3 separate regions of the Homo sapiens genome follow, and all the other regions are linked to region 3. A link is a loop called in an ENCODE intact Hi-C map of the cell type or tissue named here. Cell type or tissue: dorsolateral prefrontal cortex. All regions are shown on one strand. Links, peaks and the distances in the headings refer to the core of each region. The heading gives the core; the rest is flanking DNA. Region 1 overlaps ADAMTSL1 (ADAMTS like 1). Region 2 overlaps ADAMTSL1 (ADAMTS like 1). Region 3 holds the start of ADAMTSL1 (ADAMTS like 1).

Region 1 (8,582 bases), core at 2,022-7,021, 130 kb after region 3:
GTTCTGATTATCACTGGTGGGGCTCCTTCTGCTTTCATCTCATCTAGCTCAGGATCAGCTCTGGGTGCTAAGGCATACAGCCATTCTCCTGAGTAAAAGGAACTCTTTGGAAACTTTTTCTACTAAATCAATTTGATGCCACATTAAAGGCTTTAAAAAGAACATTTGAGGTAAAGAGCAACTACTCAAATTTTTAAAATCTAAAGAAACAAAAATATAAACTCTTAGCCTGTACCTATGGTTGTTTCAAAAGAAAAAGAATAAATTTCTTATTCTTGGAACTATACATCTCATTTACGTTATTTTTCTTTCTTCCTGTTGATTCCAACCCCCACATCATCTTTAAAGCCTACTGCTTTTCAAATCCAGAGTATTGTCAATTTCCTATTGGTTTCCTTCAGCATTATTCTCCTTCACTTGTGTTTCTTTTCTTTCTGATTTCTCAAAACCTTAAACTAACTCTCTCAGTTTTCTCTATCTCCTTTTGAAAACTCTGGGAATACATTTCCTAATAGAGTTTCCTTCTGTATACTCAGCTCCAGAATAGGACAATAAGTGCCCTTCCTGGTGAAATACATATACTCTATTTTAGGATTCTTTTGGTTACAAGCAATAGAAATTTAGTCTGCTCAACCTAAGATCAAAAGGATGAATCATTGAAAGGATAAAGATTAATGACAAGAACATCAACTATGTATTTAGCAAAATAAGTATTGGGCAACTAGAACCAAACAGAAAGCTCAAAGGCCAGGCCTCAAGAAGCACAAGTGCCAGGGCAACTTTGAGGTCCTCAGCTACAGGTGTGCACAGATCTGGCAAAAAATAACTTAGCTCTAATCATATTCTGACTCTTTCTGTCTCCAGCCAATTTTCAAATTCCCAGGGAAGAGAGTCTGGCCTAGTCTAAGTGTCTCTATTACTGAATTAATTAGCCATGGCCAGGGGATGGAGTGACTAACACAGTCATGGCCAGTGAGGATTTCCTAGGGATGCTATAAGTGACCATGGGCATAGTGCCAGGTCTGTAATTATTTTTGTATATTTATTTCTAAATTAGGGATTTGGTCTATATGAAAGGTGATTTTATTAAATATGTGTAGCATATATCATACATCATAAATAATGTATAGTATAATGTAGCACATATATACACATTTATATATTACATTATACATTATAATATACATTATATATAGATGTAATGTAGCATATCTATACATTTCCATAGATATTATATATATAGTGTATATTGAAGTACATAGCTTCTGATGTATAGTAAAATAATTTGACAGAAGGTTCTTAGAACTTTTAAAAATGACATTTTTATTGGTTAGAGATTCAGTCTGAGAAATATCTCATATCTTTTCCTATAACAGGAAAGAATTTATTAAGGCAATAGTTTTGTAAATCTCATTAAAGTTTTACCATCTTCGTGATTGTTAGCAATTGTAAGCAGGGCAATGCAGTACAGGCTTCTGCATAAGAAATGTCTTCCTAGTTAGTGAATGGATGTGATTTCACTACTGCCTACTGCCTATGAGAAGGTAGTCATATCTTGAGTCATTCTTCTGCTGCCTTTACAATGAATTGCATCTTTTATGCTTTGGTGGATGTATTTGTTAGGCTGGGAGTGCTCAGAAGTTGATAATGATAGACAAGCCATGGAAAACTTCTGTCTTGGTTCATACTAAAATCTTTTTGCACTAGGACAAAACGAAACTTCTGCTGCAAACATGAGCCTCCTCTCTTCTTTAGCCAAAAGTTCACCAGGGTTCAAACAATTTCTTAATGGATTCCAGCAAGATTTTGTGGGGCTATAAGAAATGTTTCTGGTTTGCAGCGTAGAGGAATGTGTCTTGCACAGTACCAGCACTGGAATCAGGACCCACCTGGATTCAAGCCCCAGACTGGGCTTCTAATCTGGTTCTGATTTTGGGGGGACTTGGCAGCCTGCCTTTATTGTTCCAGGGTATTGCTGCCATTCTTTAATTCAGAGCTCACATCTCACCTCCTCCATCAACCCTTCCCAGGTTGTTGAGAAATCAGCCCCATCTGTACCCCAAATCTAGTACAAGTTCCTTTTATTCTCCCTCTCAAACAAATCTGTCAGACACAGTCACTTCTCAGTTGTCCATACTGATAAAGGAATACATTTCTGTAGGTAATCTATGATATCTAGTCTATGGAGACTTTTTCTTCCCTGTAGAAAGGTATCTGACACATGAAGTTAAGTAGGTCGGACAATGAGAACTGGCAACACTGGAATGCCCACTGAAGGGACTGTGTGTTTGTGTGGGTGAGTTTTCTCTGAATTTTTGATACTTACTTTCTAAATACTCCCATTTTTCTTCCTTAGATCAATAGGCAACTTCTAAGAGGTAAAAAATGAGGTAAATATTTTTACGTAAAATGAGAGCTAAGTTTCTGACTTTTGAAGAACATCAGAAAATAATATTTTAAAACACCAACTAACATCCACTTACTTTTGTTCTTCTTCAACCCCTATGGCTGGGTTTGTTGTTGTAATCATTAATAGTAATGGTAGGTGTTCCATGATTAAACTCTGAGAGCTTTCTATTCCTTTGTTGAATCCTTATAACAACAACTCTTGGAGGTATGATTGGTACCATTTTACAGGTGAAGAAACCAAGGCCTAGAAAGATGAGGTGACTTGGAAAAAGTTATGCAGCTAATAAATAGCAGAACTTAGATTCAGATTTAGATCCATCTGTCTCCAAAGCTATATGCTATGCTATGCTATGCTATGCTATGCTATGCTATGCTATGCTATGCTATGCTATGCTATGCTATGCTATGCTATACTGTGCTATACTGTACTATGCAGTATTGTTGGGTCCATATATGTCTTGCTCAGTAGAAGAACAGTGAGTGCAAACACATGGAGTTTTGTCCACATCTTGTTAGAAAGAGGCCATAGGACCAGCTGGTATTTAGGGCAGAGGCATCATTCCATACCTCCTCAACAACCAACCCACATAGCAGATGTTTACTTTTATTTGTTTCTATAATGACACAGCTCTATGTATTCCTTGTATTAGTTGCTTCTGTGTCTGTTGCTTTTCTGCCTCCTATTCTTTTTTTATTATAGTAAAATGTAACATAGATTTTACCATTTGAACCCTTTTAAGTATATACTTCAGGGACATTAAATACATTCACGTTGTTGTGCCATCTCCAGGACTTTTTCATCTTCCCAAACTGACACTCTATGCCTATTAACCAATAACTCCCTGTTAGAAATACCAAAATTGTTAGAAATAGATAATTGGTGCCACAAAGAAAAGACAGTACAGAGACAAAAGATCTCTCAGCAAGGCAATCTTTACTTTCTGCAGAAAGGGTGCTCAGTCGCAGATGGAACAATGGCGAGAGCACACCTGAACAAAGGAAAAGCAGGCATATTTATCCCTATGCATTTGGGTTGTCCTTACTGCTGTGTCCTGCATCCATTGGCTGGAGCTGGACCTCATATTCTGAAACTGACACCCAATTTGCTAACAGCCTAAAACTTTCCTAAATAGGTAAGTGCAAGGAAGAACAAAGAATTTGCTTACAAAAGGTTTAAGGAGGCAATAACATTTCCAAATAAGGAAGGGGCATAGGCTGCAAGCTGGAACGTGCCTGTGAGCATGTCCAACAATTACATAGGGTAGGGCTTAACAAAGAGTTATTAGCACAAAGCAAGGAGGCTTGAGGAAAGTTAGTCTTTAAAAGAAACTATTATTTCTAACACTTATGGTTTACTCTTTAACAAGAAGGAAAACTTTGAAGAGGAAACTTTCACTTTCTATGCTCCCCATTTTCCCCTCTTCCTAACCCCCAGTAATCACCATCTATTTTCTTTCTCTATGAATTTGACTATTTGGGGTGCCTAGTATAATGAAATCATATAATATTTGTCCTTTTTTTGTCTGGTTTATTTTACTTAACCTAAGGTCTTCAAGGTTCTTCTATGTCATAGCAAGTCATAATTACATTCCTTTTTAGAGCTGAATAATATTTTGTTGTATGAATATATAACATTTTATCCATTTGGCATCTATGGACACTTGGGTTGTTTCCCCCTTTTGGCTATTGTGAATTATGCTGCTGTGAACATAGGCACACAAGTGTATGTTCAAGTCCTTGTCTGCAATTCTTGTAGGTAGATAGGCGCAAAAGTAGCATTACAGAATCACGTGGTAATTGCATGTTTAATTTTTTTAGGAACAGCCATACTGTTTTCTGCAGGGCTGCACCATTTTACATTCCCACCAGTTCTGCCTCCTACTCATGCCTACTCTTAGTTTATGAAGCCCTCTAGAGCATAGCTGCTGCAACTTTTGAGTCTTTTACCCTTTAACAGCTAGGACAATACCATTCCCATAAAGAGTGTTGATTAAAAGACATGCTCACTGTAGTGGAGATCATGATACTAAAATTACTTCAGCTTCTCCAGGAGATTTACAAATGTTCGGCCATGGAACTCCTCTCACTTGTATTCTTCCCTACCTTTTTTCCCTCTTCTGCTCCCAAGCTCAGAAAATAACCATGAAAATAGTGAGATGCCTCTCTGCAGGAAAAAAATAAAAGTGTAACTGTGCCTCTTTGCATACCAATGGGGTATTTCAGAGAGTGGCAACCTGTTTATCTATGCAGTTGTTGATTTATGATCGCCAGTACATGTTTGGCAGGCTGAATCCACATCTGCAATTTAAATGACTGCTTACAAAATGAGCCTTTTTTCCCTAATATCCAATTAGGACCAAGCGCTGGCATTGTAGATGAAAAAGCGGTTATGTTGAAAACAGTTCTAATCCCAATTGCAAAAGAAGTTATCACTGGTGGAACTATCAGAAAAACACTTGCTTCAGGCATGCAATCTTGACAGTCTACACATTTTAAGGCAAGAGCATGTTTGTACTCAGCAATGGGTTCTGCACTCCACCTTGGGAAAGAAGAACAGAAAAGACAGCCTGCTTTTGGTGTAGGCCCAGAGACAGCATCAGGCCTCAGATGAGTTTCCCACGTAACTCTTCCTATATCCCTCATTTTGTAACTGCATCACCCCGGTACTATAATCTTGAACACTTTTGGTGCTAAAGCTGCCAATTTTCCTGATTTTGTGTAATTTTTTGAGGTTCACAAATAGAAACAAGTGTACAAATATTCCATTCACATGCTTTCTAAATGTTTTTATTTTACCTTTGACTGAAAGGGGTCAAAGCTGAGTATAAAGGTGCTTTGATATTGGAACACACTCTCCTTGCGTCACGCTTGACCCAGGCTGGGTGGTGGAAGCAGAGGTAGGTGCTACTTGTGTGAACTGTGTGTTCAAGTCAGCATGCTCTGGAATTGATAGTGTGTCATTCTGGGCTTTCTACCCCTTTCTGACACTGCGTGGTACAAACCAAAAGTTCACATTGGGGTCATGATTGCTGGCTTTTGGCAGGGCTTGGCGAGAAGGTCTCTGCAGGGTTAGGCCGCCCAGATGCGAGCTGTTTGGGCTGAGTTCAGTTTGTTTCCATTTGCTCCCTCTCCCTCCTCCCCTCTCCTCAGTCATGCCAACTGCTACTGGAGATGTTTTTCCTCTGTTTAAGGTAATAACCGAGTCAATGCTGAAGCCAAGCTATAGGCAAGCATTGAAAATAAATTTTCAAGGGGGTTGTTTTCATATTATTAGGAAAAGCCTTGGAATCTTTTTGAAAGTTTTTGTTTCCTGAGAAACTGCCCTTTGGGAATATCTTTGTTTTTTGAGTGCCTTTAGCTTGGTGCTGAGAAATAAACTTAGGAAATATGATTGAGATGTAGTGGGCTAGGTTTTTAAACAAAATGCTCTAAACATTCCCTCAAAAACCATTTCTCTAAACAGAGCGCTCGCATGAGTAGCTGATTAGTACATGTGGTGCTGCCTGACCTCTTGAGGATACACACTGTTTGCTTGAAAGTCCCCTGGTATATTAGGTGACCTAGTGTAATAGGAATGACATTTTTTAAAGAGACTAAATCCCAATTCTGTCATTTTCTAGATAGGTGATATAGGCAGTTGCTTTGGTTTTGTCACCTGTTCAGTTGCAGAGTTTGTTTTACAGGCTTCACGAACTCTGTAAAACACCTGACAGGACTTGATCCACACACCGTACTTCATAAACACCACAATTCCTTCCCCCCCAGTTTTCTTATTTATTGCCTCTTCTCGGCCTCAAGTTTGGTAAGTGAGAACCATCCGCTGCTGCAGTCTATAATTTCCTAATGTAATTTCCCACTCTTCAGAATAATTGTGGCTCACAGTATTTATTTTCTCCCTTCCTGCCAACTGAGATACAACCTCCATTCACTTGCCCTAAGACAAAAGGTTTTGTGGCTTCCAGCTGTGAAGACCAGATCTCACTGAGACAAACAACTGCTGTTATCTTAGGGAAAAAGACAAACCAGCCAACAATGAGCAATCCATGTAAGCCTTGCTCTTAACACACTCATTAAAAAGAATTTTGAAATTGAGGTTGGAAATCATCTGACAACTCAATGCCTAAATGTTGTGGGGAGCATGTTCATAAAAATTCTTCTAGTAAGAAATGTGTTCATCTCCCCTTTGATATGTATCCCAGCCTGTGATTCACTGGAACATGCCTGCACCTACAGAATATAGTTCAACTTTCGATTGTAAAATTTTAATGTTGAAAAACAGCCCGAAGTCTAGGTCAACACTCTGCCAAGAATTCACTTGAAACAACTGTTGAAAACCATAAAATTCGTGGTCAAATATGTTTTTCTATCGAATATGGCATTTGATAGACCCACTTTGTAGAATATGGGGACTTTTCAATTTAGATTCACATAGATATATTGAAAAGAACGCATTGCATATTTTTTTTCAAATGACTCAAAATTTTTTTAATTGACGCTGTATTATGCAATACATTTGAAACTATAATCTTTGGTGATGATTCCATGCAGCATTTTCATAATTTCTTTTATTATTATTATTATTATTATGCTTTAAGTTTTAGGGTACATGTGCACAACATGCAGGTTTGTTACCTATGTATACACGTGCCATGTTGGTGTGCTGCACCCATTAACTCATCATTTAGCATTAGGTATATTTCCTAATGCTATCCCTCCCCCCTACCCCCACCCCACAACAGTCCCCAGAGTGCGATGTTCCCCTTCCTGTGTCCCTGTGTTCTCATTGTTCAGTTCCCACCTATGAGTGAGAACATGCGGTGTTCGGTTTTTTGTCATTGCGATAGTTTGCCGAGAATGTTGGTTTCCAGCTTCATCCATGTCCCTACAAAGGACATGAACTCATCATTTTTTATGACTACATAGTATTCCATGGTGTATTTGTGCCACATTTTCTTAATCTAGTCTATCATTGTCGGACATAAACCACTTATTGCAAATTACATGCTTTTTTATACATAATACATGCAGAAGAAATGCAACGTGATGCAATATAGCCAAATTTGATTGTGGTGTGAACCATAAAAATTGGAAATGCCTTTTCTTCTTTTCCCATGGTCCACCATGAAGCAGTAAGGTTAGGGTACAGAAGCAGGTAATTTGGGTACTTTTAAGGGGATTTGAAGATAGCATATACACTTCCTGTGTTAAGGTAATTCTTTTTAACTAGTTTGGGACAACTGACTAAACACCAATAACTATTATAAAACTGTAGTGTTTAAAAAATTTCTGAACTTAAATATTCCAGTTACTACACGATTTAATTTCACTCTCTAATTAGATATATGCTGTGTGTTGAATTCTGTCAGATTTGGAATTTATAGTTTCAGCTGGATTTAAACTAGACTATAGCAGGAAAGAAAAAGAATTCATTTCTATGCATGTGAGTGGGGGGTTAGTGGAATCTTAATCTTTCTGAATGGGAAAATGTATGCAGTCCTTTCTTTTCATCTCAGCGCCTTTGAGTGAATTTGCTTTTGTCTAAAATGAAAGGAGAAACAGCTCATTTTTCCATTGTCATAATAGTGCAGTGATTCAGCAAAATGTAACTGATTATCCTGAACCCACAAGGCTAGAGTTAGAAAGAGTAGCCAAATTGCTACCTCCAGCTACTTCCAACTCAGTCCCATCACTATATCCAGCAGCTCACCTTTCATCTGGCTCTGGAAATTTGGGGATCATTAAAAATCAGCCAGCTCACTTTTCTCTTAGGATTTTGTGACTCCTGTTTGATTGGTTCATTGTTAATTCTGATTAATAAGAATTTAAATTCCCAACTTCCAGAAGACTACTTTTCCTTTTAAAAAGATCGTAACTGATTTGCTTTTGGCTTATTCATTTAGATTCAGGGATTCTTCTCCATTAAAATAAATAAATTTTGAATATCCCTTATACTAAGATGGGTTGCTGAATGCCCACTTTCTTTCATTACATTCAACTGGCATATTGATACATTCATATGGGCAGGAACTCCAAAGGAGAAAAAAGGAGAAAACTTGTCCCAGTCCCTGAAAATATGTCTTTCCCAGCACCTTAGGTTTTAGAAGAATGACTATGAGAAATCTCTATTTTGTGCTGACAGATAAATTTAATGATAGTTACTCGATTGTATATAT
Region 2 (8,582 bases), core at 1,651-6,650, 140 kb after region 3:
GGATATCGATAGCACTGTCAAAGAAGTTTCAAATTAATATAAAGTAATAAGTTTTGAGAGGTAACCAGGTAAGAGCCAAAGAATGACACAAGCCCTGCTAACTTGGAAATCTGAGATGCATAAACAATTGTGATGGGAGGAGAATTGTTTGGGGACATAGATAAATCCCTCTTCACCTTTCCTTTTCCATCCTCTCTAACGTTGACACACAAATGCAGCCAGCACACTATTGCTGTTGGAATATTGACTTCAGATAACATATCCAGACATGTAAACAAGAGTTTAATTGTGTGTAGAATTTTGTTTAAATTATGGACCATATCTGGAATTTAAAACTCTTTAAATATAAATTTCCAGAAAAATTTTCGGAGGTACACGTGTGAGTTCCAGCCATCATAGTAGAATAGCTACTTTGTGGTGACTTACTGAACAGACACATTCCAGTAAGATCCACATTTGTACCAGGGCAGAATACCAGCTGCTATCCTGTCTTCTCAACAAAGGACTCTTGTGTTTAAACAAAAACTGTGTACTGTATGCCCAGCAGCAGAAGGGAGTCTGAGCAGTGATGTCAAAGTATACCATGATGTCACCACAATTCACAAAGAATTACAGTTAATGCCATGTGAAGTGAGGCCAAATTCAACACTTTCCCTCTTGGGTACTTCACAGTCTGAGAGACAGAAGCAAGGCCAGAGGTCAGGCCTTTGTATAATTTTGTTTCGCATTCTCCAGACACCCTAATTTTGGAAGCAGGGGAGGGAGAAGACAGCCTGCTAAAGAGCAGTCCCTGACCATCTGCTGAGAATGAATTGTAGTGTCTGTATGCACAAATGTCTATACCAGGATAGTTCTTAGGATTTTTGCTGAAGACTACTAAAGAAACAAATTTCACCAAAAACAATACACAAAAAAATCCAGATGTGTTTAGCAAAAAATTTATGTAAGAATTTGTCCAAGACCCTGAAGTAAATAAGACGAGAACACAATAAATCAGACTGGGAGCACCTGAAGAGTTTTAATAAACGTTAGAAATCAGACTTACTTATTCTCTTTTTCCCTTTCAGAGTGTTTATCCAGCCATTAGATGGTTTAGATTCTTGACTTCAAGAAAGGCAATATAGGAAAAAATTATTTAAAATGTTTGCCATCTTAGCTCAAATAATAAAGGACAGAAATAGGACTCTTAAAAATTAGCACCTGGCAAAAGTTTATTCCTATGAAACCACGTCCTCCTCTATAATTTAACCACAGAGGCTGCCGAAGTTCCTACCCTTTGGTGGAGGTGGGAGTGTGTAGGTTGGATGCAGAAAGAGTGTGGCTTTGCCCCAGCCAGACCACCAGCCAAAGGGTCGGAGCTCACAAAAGGTAAAGGGAAGAGCCAGGCCAGGGGGTTGCCCAAGCTGAAGTCTATTAGGAAGAGCCAGGAATCAGGAACTCAGTAGATCAAGTACAAAGTGAATCTACAGATCCAGAGTTGGTGTCAGAGTCAGGGCATGAAGCCTGGGGCACTGTGCCTAGCAGGAAAGAAGTCAGAGGGAGGTACACTTGGAAATAATGAGCATTTATGCCCCAAGGCAATTCTGGAGTAGTGGGTGAAGGACCAGAGACATAGCAGGCAAGGTGACAAGTGGAAATTAAACTCTCAGATTACAGTGTTATAAAATGATTTGTCCTTAGAGATCTTTTTCTTTTAGAGAGTGTTCTTTTGGTCTTTGGAACCAGTGGCAGAGAGTTTAAATGGTAACAGCTGTTATGTTTTAGCTTGAGACAAAGGGGAAAATTCTTTGAAATCGCAATATATCCCTGTCACTTGTGGTGTTGCCTATAGGCTGAATCCATTCATTCATTGAACACATATATTTTAGTTGCTTGCTGTATGCCAGGCACTGTTCTAGGTGGACAGTGAACAGGGCATCCAAATATCATTGAAATACGCTTAATAAATATCAATGGAACAGAATAGAGAACCCAGAAATAAGACTGCACACCTACAACTGTCTGGTCTTTGACAAAAACAAGCAATGGGGAAAGGATTCCTTATTCAATAAATGGTTCTGGGATAACTGTCTAGCCATATGCAGAAAATTGAAACTGGATCACTTCCTTACACCACATGCAAAAATTAATTCACGATGGATTAAAGACTTAAGTGTAAAACCTAAAACTATAAAAATCCTGGAAGACAATGTAGGCAATACCATTCTGGACATAGGAACTGGCAAAGATTTCATGATGAAGACGCCAAAACCAACAGAAGCAAAAATTGACAAATGGGATCTAATTAAGCTAACAAACTTCTACACAGCGAAAGAAACTATCATCAGAGTGAACAGACAACCTACAGAATTGGAGAAAATATTTGCAAACTATGCATCTGACAAAGGTCTAACATCCAGCATCTATAAGAAATTAAACAAATTTATAAGAAAAAAACAATGCCATTAAAAGATGGGTAAAGGACATGAACAGGCACTTCTCAAAAGAAGACATTTATGTGACCAAAGAGCATATGGAAAAAAAGCTCAACATCACTGATCATTAGAGAAATGCAAACCAAAACCACAATGAGATAGCATTTCACACCAGTCAGAATAGCTATTATTAGAAGGTCAAAAAATAACAGATGCTGGTAAGGTTGTGGAAAAAAAGGAACACTTATACACTGTTGGTGGGAGTGTAAATTAGTTCAAGCATTGTGGAAGACAACATGGCACTTCCTCAAAGACCTAAAGACAGAAATACTATTTGGCCCAGTAATCCCATTCCTGGGTATATACCCAAAGGAATAGAAATTGTTCTGTTATAAAGGCACATGCACATGTATGTTCATTGCAGCACTGTTCACAATAGCAAAGACATGGAATCAACCTAAATGCCCATCAATGATAGACTGGATAAAGGAAATGTGGTAAAGAAACACCATGGAATATTATGCAGCCACAAAAAAGAATGAGATTATGTCCTTTGCAGGGACATGAATGGAGCTGGAGGCCATTATCCTTAACAAACTGACACAAGAACAAAAACAAAAAACAAACAAACAAAAACAAATACTGCATGTTATCACTTATAAGTGGGGGTAAATGACAAGAACACATGAAGACAAAAAGGGGAACAACAGACACTGGTGCCTACTTAAGGGTGAAGGGTGAGAGGAGGGACAGGATCAGAAAAAAACTATTGGGTACTAGGCTTAGTACCTGGGCAATGAAGTAATCTGTACAATATAGCCCACGACACGCATATACCTATGTAACAAAGCTGCACATCATGCACATGTACCCCTGAACTTAAAAGTTAAAAATTAAATATTATGACTGAGGAGAAATACAGCTTTAAATAGTCTGATCAAAGTAGATCTTATTGAGAAGGTATTAATTTTCTCAAACGAAGACTTCAAAGAGTCAGACAACTGCCGTCGAAGTGCCTGAGAAAGAGTGTTACAGCCAGAGGTAGCAACTCAGGGCTGTCCTAAGATGAGAAAGTGTTTGTTGTGTTTGAAGAACAGCAAAGAGACTGAGCCAGAGGAAGTGAGGTCAGAGAGGTCGTTCACATAGATGCTGTAGGACACTGTGGGCTGTTGTAAGGGTCTGGTGAACCTGCAAGGAAATTTGCTAGTCCTGGCTATGACTGCTAAACCCCAGAAGAGAGAACGCCAGGTGTGGGGAGGATGTGTATCCTCGTTCTGCGTGTCTCTTCATTGCCATCTAAACCTCAAGGGGAACATGGTATCTTATAGACTAGAGAGATGCTCATTGATGACACAGTGCTATTCAGCCTAGACTTCAACTCTGGTGACAACAAATCCTAGTAATGCGATTTGCGGCAAGTTGTGTTATCTTTCTGTTTCAGGTTTATTTTTGTGAAATAGACACAATTGTAGCTAATTTTCAAGGTTATTACAAGAATTGTGTGAGAAGCTATGTATCTAAAAATAGCAAGTTTTGGCAAACACTAGTTCACATTTCCTTCTGTAAGCAGGTTTCCCTCCTGTCTTTCTCCTCCTCCGTGCCCCTTTGACCTTTAGTTATACTGATCTTACTCCCTTTCTACTCTCACCTGTTCTGAGGAAATAATCTGATTAAAACCCCTCACCCTAGATTGAGACCAAGCCTACCACCTATATGTATTCGTAATAGCACCATAACAGCCAGCGTAATGCCTTATGCTCAGTTGATTTGGTCTAATTTAAGTATAATCAGCAACTTCATGTGTTACTCCTCCCAAGGGTATTGGAACAACAAACAGAGGACTACACCAGTGGTTCCCAACTTCTTAACACAAAGGAGCCCTTTATTTTTTTTTTCCTATGGGCCTTGTGTTTTGGAAGTTTCCATCTACTCAAAACACTGCATGTATTAAGTAATAATTTGTTTTCCCATTTTATAGCTAAAAGACCTGAGTTTGCAATTAAAAAATAAATACAGTAAGGGTCAGGATTCAGCTTATTTGTATAATGAGATGATTGGTGTTTTGGTGACCTTATGTAGTTTTATTGCAGATAAATATATTTCCATTAGGCTTTTGGAAACAGTAAACATAGCTCATGGAGCACTGTTACCACCTTTGCGAATTACTGGAGATTCTATTTTCTCATATTGGAAACCTTAGTTGTAAACCAAAAACAAAACAAAAAACAAACAAACAAAAAAACCAAGTGTGTAAAAGAGGGAATTTTGGTACCCATAACAAACCATGAGAGAGGTATGTATGCCTGCCTGTGTGGCAGGGGGAGGGGTAGGAGGTGACCGCAGGTGTTGTTGGGGCTGAGCCCCTTCCCCTTCACTTGCTATATGTGCTTCTGAGGCACAGATCACAGATGAAACCATCGTTCATCCCTGTGCGTAAGTGTAGCTCTAGAGGTAATGATCTTGATTAGAATATTCAAACTTGTTATTACCACTCACTATTGCCATATAAATATTGTATAGTATGCCTTTTCATGGTTAATGGGCATCCTACTATAATTTATAGTCAAAAAATCTCAAGGTGGAATTTTGGTTATGTTATTCACCAGCTATGTGACCTTGGGGAATTTATCTTCTCTGAACCTCAGTGTTATAATCTGAACTTGAAATCATTCAAATCTTAAGTTAAATAATGTCTATGGATAATTGTCTAAAAGGTAGGCAACCAATTCCTTTCTCTGGTTCTGAAATGGTAAATGGGTTTAGTTTCCTGATTTGACAACTATAGTCTATTGGATTCGGCTTCTAGAGCCCAGTGTCTTTACGAATCTGGAGCCACATAAAACCTCAGTGACAGAGAGTGCTGCTGCTGATTAGTAATATCTACTGTGGTCCTGGTAGGAGGTATAGCTGCACATGTGCCAGAATTTTGCCAGCCCTGCCCTAAGTACTCCAAAGTCTGCCCTTGGAGTAAATCAGACCATCATAATGCTCTTTACCTGGATGATTTGTTTTGGCTTCTTAAAAATTGCTTTTTTTTTTGGAGACAAAGTCTCGTTCTGTTGCCCAGGCTGGAGTGGAGTGACGCCATCTCGGCTCACTGCAACCTCTGCCTCCCAGGCTCAAACAATTCTCATTCCTCAGCTTCCTGAGTAGCTGGGGCTACAGGTGTTTGCCACCACACTGGGCTAATTTTATATTTTTAGTAGGGATGGGGTTTTGCCATACTGGCCAGGCTGGTCTCAAACTCGTGGCCTCAAGTGATCCGCCTGCCTTGGCCTCCCAAAGTGTTGGGATTACAGGCATAAGCCACCACACCCAGCATAAAATTTGCTTTTATCAAATGTCCCCTGACCATTAGGCTTCATCAGAGGTTATTAGAGCCACCTCTTTGAAACTGCTTGTATGTATTTGCTCAGATGTTATTGGGACATTGTTATATGACATTGTCTTTCAGAAGACTCACAATTAATGTGTATCTATTATTTTGGTACTTTAATTATGGTGCTCCCGAGTGGTTTTTGATTTATTCATTTATTACACAAATATTCATTGTCTACTATAAAGAACACATTATTGCATACATTTTCTAAAAGATCCAGTAGATTCTCTGACTCTTACAACTGCTTATGTGTTCCTATTTTCTAGGAAGCTCAAATCCAGATGTGACCTCCCCCCACCACATCTAGCAACTGTACAGGACGGCATAGTGTGCATTATGTTTAGTTCTCTCATTTCTAGATTTATCTTTCTTACCTTTGCCTTTTTGCTCCATTCACTCATTTGTTCTTGTGAATTTTATGGTTATTTATATGCTATAAATCTTTTTATTATTTAATGAAAGGTTAAGCATAAGCAAATTAATGAATATCTAAATCTTTTGAGGATGAGGTTAGAAATGCACTCCCTCCCCTATTTATTAAAATAATTAGTAAATAAAGGATAATCCATGTAAACCACACTGTTACCCATAAAGTTCTATCTAAATTAAGTAAATATAAATAAGAACAGCTATGGTCAGATTTGCACAGTTTAGTTTTCCATATTTGTCTTTCCCAGTGCTGAAAATAGAAAGCTTTAAAAGTTTCTTACCTCATGATGTTGGATCAAGAAAAGCTTGACATCACTGGCTCAGTATTTGATGCTAGATTGAGTTCCTTATGGGAAACCATTTGAAATGAAGCCATTGTGAACCCATCCTAAGAATGTCAGTCTGAGGCATGATATCTGCTTATGGATTATGTTTATTTATGTTCTCCAAATTATTAGCATGGTGATCTTTCTTTCTCCTGTGGCTACTAATGAAGACATTTTATTAAACATATTTCAGTGTCTAGAGAATTTCAGTCTTGCATACTGCCTGTTCTCTTGCTATCAGCTCTGTAAAGTGAAGGAAGAAACCCCTACTGCAGGCCTGATGCCTAAAATCTGCACGACATACTAAGTCTCTGAGCCAACTTGGATTGGATGCTATGATCCTAGTTTATTTTTTTTTTTGGCAGGGGGGAGGGGGCTGGGTCGGGGGGCAGTTCTCTCCCTCCCTTTAGTAAATCTGAAAGAAGAATAAAGAAAAATCATCAGTGTTAAGTGTGCTTGCTCAACTCAAAAATAAGACAAGTGGCTGCGTATCTTTGTACACATATATGTATATAAGAGAGGGTACAAAAAGCATACATTTAAGATATGAAAGCAGAAATTGATAACCCACTAGTGGTATCTAAACAATGAAAACACTATTAATTTGGTAAGTTTCAGGGTGCTATTTTGCCTTTCTTTAAATTTTTCTTGGAGCTTCTTACTTTTTTGTTACCTGAGATTAAAATATTGCAAAATAAGCAACACTGTGCAGTGATTCTGGATGAGGATGAGGTCAGACCACTGCATCCAGCTGACACCTCATAGTGGAGTACTAATAAACTGTATTAGACCAAAATATTCAGTTTTCCACTGTTTGCAAAAAAATTTCATGCAGTTGCCAAAGTTATGAGTGGTCATTATCTCACTTAAATGTTTTGTCCAGAATGGGGTGGGTCTGGGAACTCAGTGACCTAAACATTGCCTTCCATGACATTTCTCTAATAATTAACATCGGTGTACTTGGGAAATAGTCTCTAAAAAATAATAGCCCTTTACAGCAATTCTTGTTGATGCATCAGGGCAGAGGTTTAGGTTTAGCCTCTTGCTGTCATTTATGGTATGTCTGTTTCTTTGTGTGCACAGTTAAAAACACATGTACATATACATACCTACACACATGCATGCACACATTTTTGCAGACTCGTATGTCAATGGCTGCAGTCTAAGGTCGCCTATCTGTAAACTACATTGAAACTATTAGCAAACCATTATGTGTTTCATCGATTCAGCAGCGTTTATTGTGCATCTCAAATGTCTGATACTGGGCTGAGCAGCAGAAATATCAAGATTAGTAAAACACAGGTTCTCGGGTAGCCCAGGATGTTGTGTGGAGATAGACATGTTAATAAACTCAATGTAAGTTATATAATAATTTGAATTGGGTATACATGAAAAAAAAAACAAAATAATAGTGGCTTAGACACATAAAAGATTTATTCTCTCACAAAAAAAAAAAAAAGATGCAATCCGTCCAAGTGCGGTTCAGGAAACAGGATCTTTCTCTCTTTCTGCTCTGCCATTCTGAGTACAAGGCTTCCATTCTCAAGATTGTCTCATTTCCAAGATGGCTGCTAGAGCCAGCAGGAAGGTAGGAAGGCAGAGGGCAGAAAAGGCATTCCCCAGCCAAGTCAGCTTCTTTTAAGTAGCCTTCCCAGAAGCCTCACTTCTACTTTTATTTCAGTAATTATGATTTTTTCTCATGACCAATGAGAAATGTATTCTTTTAACTGCATATAATGCTAACCCAGATAAAATTGGGGTCCAGTACAAGAAAAATAAGAGAAGATGGATATTTGATGACAACCAGAAACCTCTGCCACATGGAGGTATGAAGAAACGGCTATGGAAACATACAGCAATAAGGCAGTTACCTCTGGAATCTGGACAGGCTTTCTTGAGCAGACGCCTGATTTGGGATTTGAAGGATGAGTAGGAGTTTGCCAAATAAAGAATAGGGAAAGAGTATTCTAGGCAAAAAATAATAGCATGTGCACAGAGGGCCAATTAAGCCCATTTTTGTATTTCTGTTTATTT
Region 3 (8,582 bases), core at 1,843-6,842:
CCACTTCCTTAAAGAGGGGAGATTAGGCCCTGCCTAGCTCTTGAAATCCTCCCAGCCCTGAGTTCTTTCCAGGAGACCCTGTGTCCCCTATACACTGGTTTCTGCAGCTGACGGGCTAAGCAGAGAGGCTCAACCTGAAGAAAGAGACAGGTGGCTCCAGAGCAAGACTTGTAACGAATTCTCCCCAGGGAGAGAAATACCGAAAGTTTAGCTCACTCTTTCCTCCCATAAAGCACACTGAATGTTAACAGCTTGCTTCTGTCCAAGCTGGTGTCTTTTCAATTAAGTATTGTTAAATCCATACCATTTGGAATGATGCTTCAGACAGCCCTGACACTCTCTCTCTCTTGCTTCTGATTTCATTTCACCTAATATGTTGTGCATGGAGCCAGTAACCAGTATTATTCAGCTGCCACGGCTTCTGCTAGTGCTGCTGCTCACACACTTGCAGACGGTTTTAATTTAGATACCTGAAGAGGAAAAAAGGAATTTGGCCAACGCCCTGCTCAGATGCCGTAAGTGGCCTTTCCCCGGTTGCCATTAATATGGATCTAGATTACCTAAAGTTTTACATTACTTTTCCTAGGTGCTGAAAACGTTTTAGAAATGAGAAAGTCAAGACACATAGAAGCTGGAGGCTAAAATAAGATACTTTCCATCGTCAGGTAACATATACCCATGGTAAACCCTGGTAGCCTACTTTCCTTTTCCTATAAACATCCCCCTTCAACAACATCACTGCCAACATCTGAATATATGTATGTGTATACATCATATATAGATATAATGCATATATATGAATATGAGATGAGGGTGGATTTAGATTCGGTAAACCGTGGCTCAATGGCCAGTTCTAGCCAGCAAAGCTTTAGTCAAGTCACTTAACTTCTCTGAGCCTCAGTTTCCACGTACATAAAATGGGGTGATTACTTAATTTCAAAAAGTAGTCACAAAGGTCAAATGAGATCATAAATGTAAAATCACTTTGTAAACCATAAAGATGGCATGTACATTTTGGCCATCATCAAAATTAGTTCATGACCAAAACTTTTCCCAGTCACCTTAACCCAACTTGATTTTGTTCTCCCTTTTCTGAAGTTATAGTAAATTTGTAATTTCACCTGTACTGTGTAGCTCTGGATGTGCAATTGCTTTTCCTAGTTTCTCTGGGTATTCCCAAGAGGAAAGAAAATGCTGTGAGGAATCAGAAGCATGAGACAGTGTGGTGGGCATCCTCCAGGCATTCAACAGGTGATTGAGGGCTTAACTTTAAAATAGTATATTATTCGGTGACTTCATTGAGATGACCATCTTGCTGTACATTAGCATGCCCATTAAAACTTCAAGGCAGAAATTTCTGACTCAAAATACCTAGGCAGTATTTATTTGCAAAGCAGAAAAGAATCTAAACTAGCATGTAAGTGGTTCCCAGTTATTTTCTGACCATGCTGATTATTTTTCTGTTCCTCTACAAATAGTATCTCATCATTAGCTTTGTTGCTACTTTTCTTTCTCCCATTACCTATTCTTCCCTTTGGATCTGCTTAATGAGCAGGGTTTATGTGTGAAGAGGGAGGAGGTGGTATTAGGTAAAATGTTCCATTAATAGAACTAGCTGAAACTCTTCAGTTAATGACTGTGATAGGAGGGAAAAAAATAAACCCTTTAGCAGAAAGCTCTGGTGTGTAACAGAGAGACACATGTAACATAGCTTTATGAATGAAAGTTTATTTCAATCAATCACCTTTCTTTAATGTGATGAGGATTTCAGACAAAAACAATAGTGGAAAGACAAAGTTAAGCATTTTTACATCTACTTGTGAATACGCTTTAGCTTATGAGCATTAGCTAGTTTTTGAGAGATTTGTAAAACAAATCTTTCTAAAAGGGAAAAGCATATTTCAAGAATGGGCTCTCTTTGTTATGGATTTGTACTGTCCATTTTTCTAGGTCCACATACTTAATATTGAGAACAAAGGATAATCTTTGTATGACCTTGACTTTCCTAACAGCATGAAAATAGGATTTTTAAAGTTTCTCTCTCTTTAATTGATATACCATATGAAGTAGGTAACCTAAAGTTGAACAACCTGCTTTTCTTCACCTTTTTGAAAAGCAACGCAGCAGGTATGTACATAGGCAGACCTGCCTGTATTCACATGCCCATTATGGCTTGATCAGGTTTTCCATATTCGTGTGTTTCATACCTCTTGTCAGTATTTTTTAATAATGAAAGGAAAGAACATTAATTCTAAATGTCTTGTACCTCCACTGCATATATTTCTGGGCTATCAGGAGATCTGAAAAGGGAAAACGTCCTGATGACACACCTATGGCAATGTAAGGCCAGGGCTGCTCTTTTATTCTTTCAAAACTCAATGATTTCCTTTGCAGATAAGGGGAAATACATCCTTGTTTGACATTTGACACTTTTCTAAAACTGTAATAAAACCTTCCTCTAGTAGAGTCAAATCTCCCTTGCTGGTGGATTAAGCAGCTTCAGAAGCTTCCTGACCTTCTCGTTGCTGTTGCTGGCCTTGTCGTCATTTCACTGCTCATTAGCACTTCCTTCAGGGCTGGACTGGCCTCCAAGGTCATCCCATCCAACCCTCTTGCAATAGTGGATGGAAAAATGAGGTAAAACTCAGTTCAGCCTTTTCTGCATTATAACAGCTCTGATAAAGGACGTGGGTGAGGTGCGGAGGAAGCTGAAACTTGGTTAAAAGAAGGTTTGGGGATTAACTGAGGATTTAATTCATCCTTTCTTTCTCTCCCGTGGCTAAAATAGATAGTTGAGAGTTGGCAGTGCATCAAAACCAGGCTGCTCCTCAACCCCAAATTTCAGCCCCACTCATCCTGGAGTCTTTGTTGAGGGTTTCTTTTTAAACTGGGGGATCTAAGTTTCTAATTGTGCCTTTACAATTAGCAAATCTTAAATGCCTTCAATTGTCACTTTACAGAGAAGCAACTTGCTTTGTTTTTTTCCCCCCAAATTAAGTCCTTAATAACACAAAATAACTTATGCCACTGTTTAGGCTTAGTGAGGAACCTTCAGAAAATGTATAGAGTATTTATTTTGCAAGTCAAGAGAGAAAGTAAAGAGGAACTTTATGGAGGCGAAATAAAACAGTTGTACAGAACACATTTACAGGGCACATTAAGTCGGTTTTTGTCTATGGTTCTTTCCCTTTATGGCATATGTTATATATTGACAGGGATTAAGTTTCTCTCCTGAATGGAACAATACACAGTCACAGGGAGCTACTGTACTTTACAAAGCAACAGACATCAGCACAGGCAAATGGCAAATAGAAATGCATCTCACAAAGAACTAACCAGGTCCATGGGAAGCACAGTGCTTGGCTTCATCTTTTGCAATTCTGCATCTTTTGCATTTCCCTTCTCGCTCTGCTGCTCGCTCGCCTTTCTTTTTCGTCCTTTTCCCCCTTTTTTGCTCGCACCGTTACACTTTCTCTGTCCTCCTGGCTTTGTTATTCAGCATGTCTGATTAGCAGGAGCCTGATTGGCTGGCTGCCTGCTCCGAGAGAGATTCCATTCAGCTTACCCCCCACCCATCCACCCACCCACCCCTCGGTCAGGAAATGTGAGAGGGGCTGATGGAAGCTGATAGGCAGGACTGGAGTGTTAGCACCAGTACTGGATGTGACAGCAGGCAGAGGAGCACTTAGCAGCTTATTCAGTGTCCGATTCTGATTCCGGCAAGGATCCAAGCATGGAATGCTGCCGTCGGGCAACTCCTGGCACACTGCTCCTCTTTCTGGCTTTCCTGCTCCTGGTAAATGCCTTTTCATTTCAATGCATTGCTATTGCCATTGAGTCTGGGTGCTGTTGGGGGTGTGTGTGTGTATGTGTGTTTGTGTGTGTGTGTGTGTCTTTATCTTAAAACTCCAGGTAAAATAATTTACACGATTACAAAGAGAGAATACTCCTTCTAGAACTTTTAACCTCAACTTCCCAAGCAAGATAAAGTCTGCAAGACTTTCTGGAATTAGTTACTGCTATACAGTAATACTGATACTGAGACATGAACTTTGGGACATACTGCATGGAGTTTGGGAGCTGAGGACTGTATATATGGTGGTGTGTATGCTTGGAATTTGGATAACAGACATCCTGAAATTAAACTCACTCACTGTGGTGTTCCTGGAATTTTTTGATGGATAGGCTTTGCAGAGCTTGCCCGTACCGCCTTTAATGAATTACTTTCCATCTATGCACATGTACTATGGAACCAGGTAAAGAGGGGAATGAGAGCCTCTTTGCAGCCAACCCAGATTATGGCTCTTAATTACTGCAAGTCATTTATGGATAGAAGTTAATGCTAGGATTTATGAATTGAGGATTATGGCCTTTGATCTCAAATTTACTTTTAAAGAAGAAAAAGGAATGGTGACTTTTAGTACGGCTGATTGCCACAGTCATAGTGATAAGATGCTCTGCTCTTGAACGTCAGTACACATTGCATTTTTGACTCGAAGTAAATGTTCCGTTGTGACTCATACTTGGTTTTATGGGCAGAAAATGAACATTTACTGTCCAAAATAAATCTACACTCAAAATATTAATAGCAATGCACATTTTTTAAACCAGAGTGTTCTGGGCAGGCAGCTTAGTAAACCTCATCTGAAGGTTTGATTCCAAAATTTGCACACACTGATCCAAACAAATGTGATTGTAGTTTTTCCTGTCACATTTATAACATGCCAGAACTTCCTCAGAAGGTAACAAGGCAGGAAGAGAACAAGGTAAAAATGTAGCAAATGAATAGGTTGCATTGATTCCTTGATGGGGAAGGAATGTTTGTTCTGATTATATTCTGACAAATCTGATCTGCGCTATAATTTTGAAGTAGGGAAGAAAGCCATTTGGTACAAACTGAAAAAGTCCAGGAGATTCATCAAATAGAGTAATCAGACAGTGATTCAATATTTTATACATTCCCACTTCTTAATGATTTGCATCATTGTAGCTAAGAAATTATAATGCTGCATTGCAAGTGCTATAAATATAGAAATAAATTTTTAATTTTTCATAGAAATTTAAAGGTAAACTACATTTCAAGCATGAATGAACTATAAGTTTTAGCTGTTCTGAAAAATACAAAGAACAGAATGTTTAGGTATGCTTTATGACTTGTGGAGCAAGCGATTTATGAAAGGTGTCTCATTTTTTCCATATGGGATGTGTTACTTGTATACACCATTAGTTTGTCTCATCTTTCCTTCTTTGTGATTTTTTTAAGTGTGTGTTATTTTCCCATTATATTGCATCATAAAGCAAATTACCAGTATACATTACTTTTTTGATATTTTCATATGGAAGTATGATCTCATTATACTTTAGTAAAACTTTCCCATTCAGGAATAGATTGTTTTGCTATCCATTTGGTAAACGCATTATATCCCTCTGTGATATCTTGAATATTCATATATGTATTAGAGCATATAATTTGACTTATGTGGAATGAAAAGGTATGTATGCTTATTTCAGAAGGACTTAAAACATATCATATTTAAATTACAATAATTGTATTATAAAGATAAAATTAAAACAAACCTAGGTTTGTTTTATGCCTGCATTTAAATTAAGTGGAAATCTGAGAGTTATGCTACAAAAGGAAGAACTGACTGATGTTTACATACATCCCTTTGCCAAGCAATAACAGCATTAGTAATAGCTGTCATGTATTTTGTGTCTGAATGTGGCTAGTTGTTTGAAAATCATTACAATAAATCCTTACAATAATCATACAGATAAGACATTTTAAACCCGTTTTTTCAGGCAATGAAATAAGCTTGCATTTGAACCCAAAGGTCAAATAATGGAGAGAATAGAACATGTTTGCTTCGTATGGTGGTTGTAAATATTTAAGAACAATGAAAACAGTGGTGCAGGTTGGTCTGTACCCTTTGTTGCAGATATTTAGGCTTTCTGCATCATCTTGATCATTAAAGATATGTACAATATCATGAGCACTTGTTAAACTTGCTCATTAACTGCCCCCTTTAGCATTAAATTTAATTATTGGCTTAAGAGATTGTGACCTTTAGCCTGTTGTGTACTTGATTTAGAACTAGAAGTGTGGCATCATCAGCTCAACCTTCAAACTTGATAGAGAAATTGAATTGAGGGGCTTGTTTTTCCTATAGTCTTTTTTTTGTTTTTGTTTTCATTTACACATTGCAAGGATTCTGTCTATTCTTGGACTTATTTGGGGCAATTTCTAAAGGTCTCTGTAACTTAATTGGAAAACATCCTGTCTATTTTGTGGCAAGCCCAGTTTCTACCTTATTAAAATATCCCTCATTTCACTGACAGCTGAATCATCTGTATCATGACTAGGTTCTTGAGTGTGTACAAATATTGAAGGTTGTTCAGCCTTCATTCTGTCAAAATCCTTTCCCCTTGGAACTTATTTCTGAGAGGATGGGTGTTGAATCTATTTTACGTTACCACCCATATTTTCATGCACAGAACTTATATCATAAATTTATATTCTGGACACAGTAGGACAGTAGTACTGATCAAGAGATTTCATTTGATATTCAGGTGAAATTAAGCTACATAATGCCATTTTCTCAATCCTCCCATTCTGCTTTCTCGTATTTATTCTCTCTCCTTTGTCCCAATTGTTTAGCTCAAAAAGAATGTGGCAAAAACCATGACCGGCCATTGACATATGTGTCCATCTACACTTGAAGTCAAATCACTTCTTGTCAGAAAGGCATTTAATCAAATTTGCATTTGCCTTTTGTTTCTTTTAAACGGTTTTAAGCTCTTTTGCCTGCTATTGTGAGAGTTGCAAGAGTAACACTAGGAATTATAATAAAGTACATGTGTTTTCCTGTTGAATTTCTTTTTCTTCTCTGTACTAATTTATACATGGCAACTAGTCAAACACAATAGCCCATTCCCTTCAGTCCCTCTGGCACTCTCTCCCACTATTATCTAAGTGGATCTATCTTGGATGGGGAGAAGCACCCTTAGCTTGTGGAATGAATGTTAAGTCCCTTATTTACAGGAGACCGCGGCCTGTTCCAGCAGCATGTATGTCAGTGTGTTCATGTGCATGCACAAGCACTTTTCTATAATTGTTCACTCTACACAGATTTCTTTTTCTCAGACCTAGATTGTCTTTAAATCAAGCTTGAAGACTTTTCGCATAGATCTACAGAACGCTATGAAGCATTTAAAATTTAAAAATCACTTTCTTCATGTTTTTGTGAAGTTTCTTGTCTAGACATGGCCAGCTACATTTTTGTTTACTCAGGCTCCTGTTTTTAGTGTTTCAGTGTGTTCAGGACCACTTTCTGGCCCCCATTATTATTTTCACATAACACCATTTCTGTTGCTTCATATAAGTTGAGGGAAGAGTGTCCAATAGTGGTCACTAGTGAACTACAGAAGAATCTTGTTACACCAGGAAAGTTTTTCCTTGAAAAAGCATATGGAAATTGAAGTCTTTTGAGAGACAAAGAGAATGAATAAATAAATGCATGTATGTATTTGTGCATTTGTATGTTTTAATACATGTTGATGCCCATTTACTATTATGTATGTATAAATTGGAAAGCAGTCTTCTAACACACCATGGAGTAGGCTATTACTCTAACTTAGGAGATTCACATCTCCTAAGTTGATTCTATCCTACTAACAATATTACAGTTAGGGTTTGCAATTTTTATCAGTTAAGTGTCGTTAACTCTATACAAGTTACTCATGTTTTTTAAAAACTTAGTTTACTTGGGCTGTATTTTGCTTGGGGATTATATTAGCATGAGACATGGTCTGGTGTTTTGGTTCTCCCCTTTATTATGGCTTACTCAGAATATAATTTTAAACTCTTCCAGGAAAAATACTGGGTCCTATGAATTTCTGCTTTTCCCGAAGCACCTAGTAGAGTGCCGTGTAGATACAGTTTGTGAACTAAATGAAGAGAAAAAATGACTTACAGAGACTATCGAAGGGTTCTTTAATTCTTCATATTTTCAGTGATTCTTAAATTCATATGTGTAGTTCTGTTTCTTTGGTCAAGTGACAGCTCTGCTTTTAATTCATGTATCTTCCAGTTTCCAGGAATGACACGCTCTCAGGTCCAGCTATGTAAGTTTAATTGTGCCCTCCTCTCAGTAAGCATATTCTACTGTTTCTGTGGTCTCATGAGTAGAGTGACCCAGAAGTGACCTCTTCGTAGCATAAGGACCGGAGCCTTTTCTTGAGTGAGAGCATTCCTTCAATCACCATGAATAACCTACTGGTTAACTGTATTGAGATAATCACAGGAAAATGTGTCTAAATCAAGTTTTACAGTCTTGTCATTGTTACTAACTTTCTTCTTTTAGAGAGCTGGCTTCAAACTTTGTGTTTTCACCAGAATGAGACAAGTGCGTGTCATTTTCTGTCTACATCATAAAAACCATACCATGTGGTTGAATTTTGGCTTGATTGGCAGTACTGGCTCATGAGCGGCTTAGGACTGGCATACCAGAGGTGATGTAAGTCCTAAAGGATCCTAATTGAAATAGGCCAGCACAGCTGTGTGGGGAGCCTGCCTGCTAACT

What was found. A loop is a pair of places that touch in the nucleus more often than their neighbours do. Peaks named below come from ENCODE experiments on the same cell type or tissue, not always from the same donor. Only the 100,000 strongest peaks of a DNase experiment are listed, where the experiment ranks them.
Region 1: it touches region 3 in a loop (2.2-fold over the local background); 4 of 110 quality-filtered maps call a loop at or near these places.
Region 2: it touches region 3 in a loop (2.5-fold over the local background); 4 of 110 quality-filtered maps call a loop at or near these places.

Annotation. Positions count from the first base shown.
Region 1 is chr9:18,600,599-18,609,180 of GRCh38, forward strand. The region is part of intron 4 of ADAMTSL1 (ADAMTS like 1); the gene reads left to right. Among named protein-coding and RNA genes, the nearest start is that of MIR3152, 32 kb to the left of the region's middle. RefSeq lists an enhancer at 6,082-6,691. In dorsolateral prefrontal cortex, for the core only: no CTCF peak of the experiment used is centred there; no DNase peak of the experiment used is centred there; H3K4me3 peaks cover 599 bases.
Region 2 is chr9:18,610,590-18,619,171 of GRCh38, forward strand. The region is part of intron 4 of ADAMTSL1 (ADAMTS like 1); the gene reads left to right. Among named protein-coding and RNA genes, the nearest start is that of MIR3152, 42 kb to the left of the region's middle. In dorsolateral prefrontal cortex, for the core only: no CTCF peak of the experiment used is centred there; no DNase peak of the experiment used is centred there.
Region 3 is chr9:18,470,500-18,479,081 of GRCh38, forward strand. It overlaps ADAMTSL1 (ADAMTS like 1), which reads left to right and starts at 3,654. Exons shown (of 29, transcript NM_001040272.6): 1 at 3,654-3,796. The coding sequence starts at 3,734. In dorsolateral prefrontal cortex, for the core only: no CTCF peak of the experiment used is centred there; a DNase peak (open chromatin) is centred at 3,722; H3K4me3 peaks cover 1,195 bases.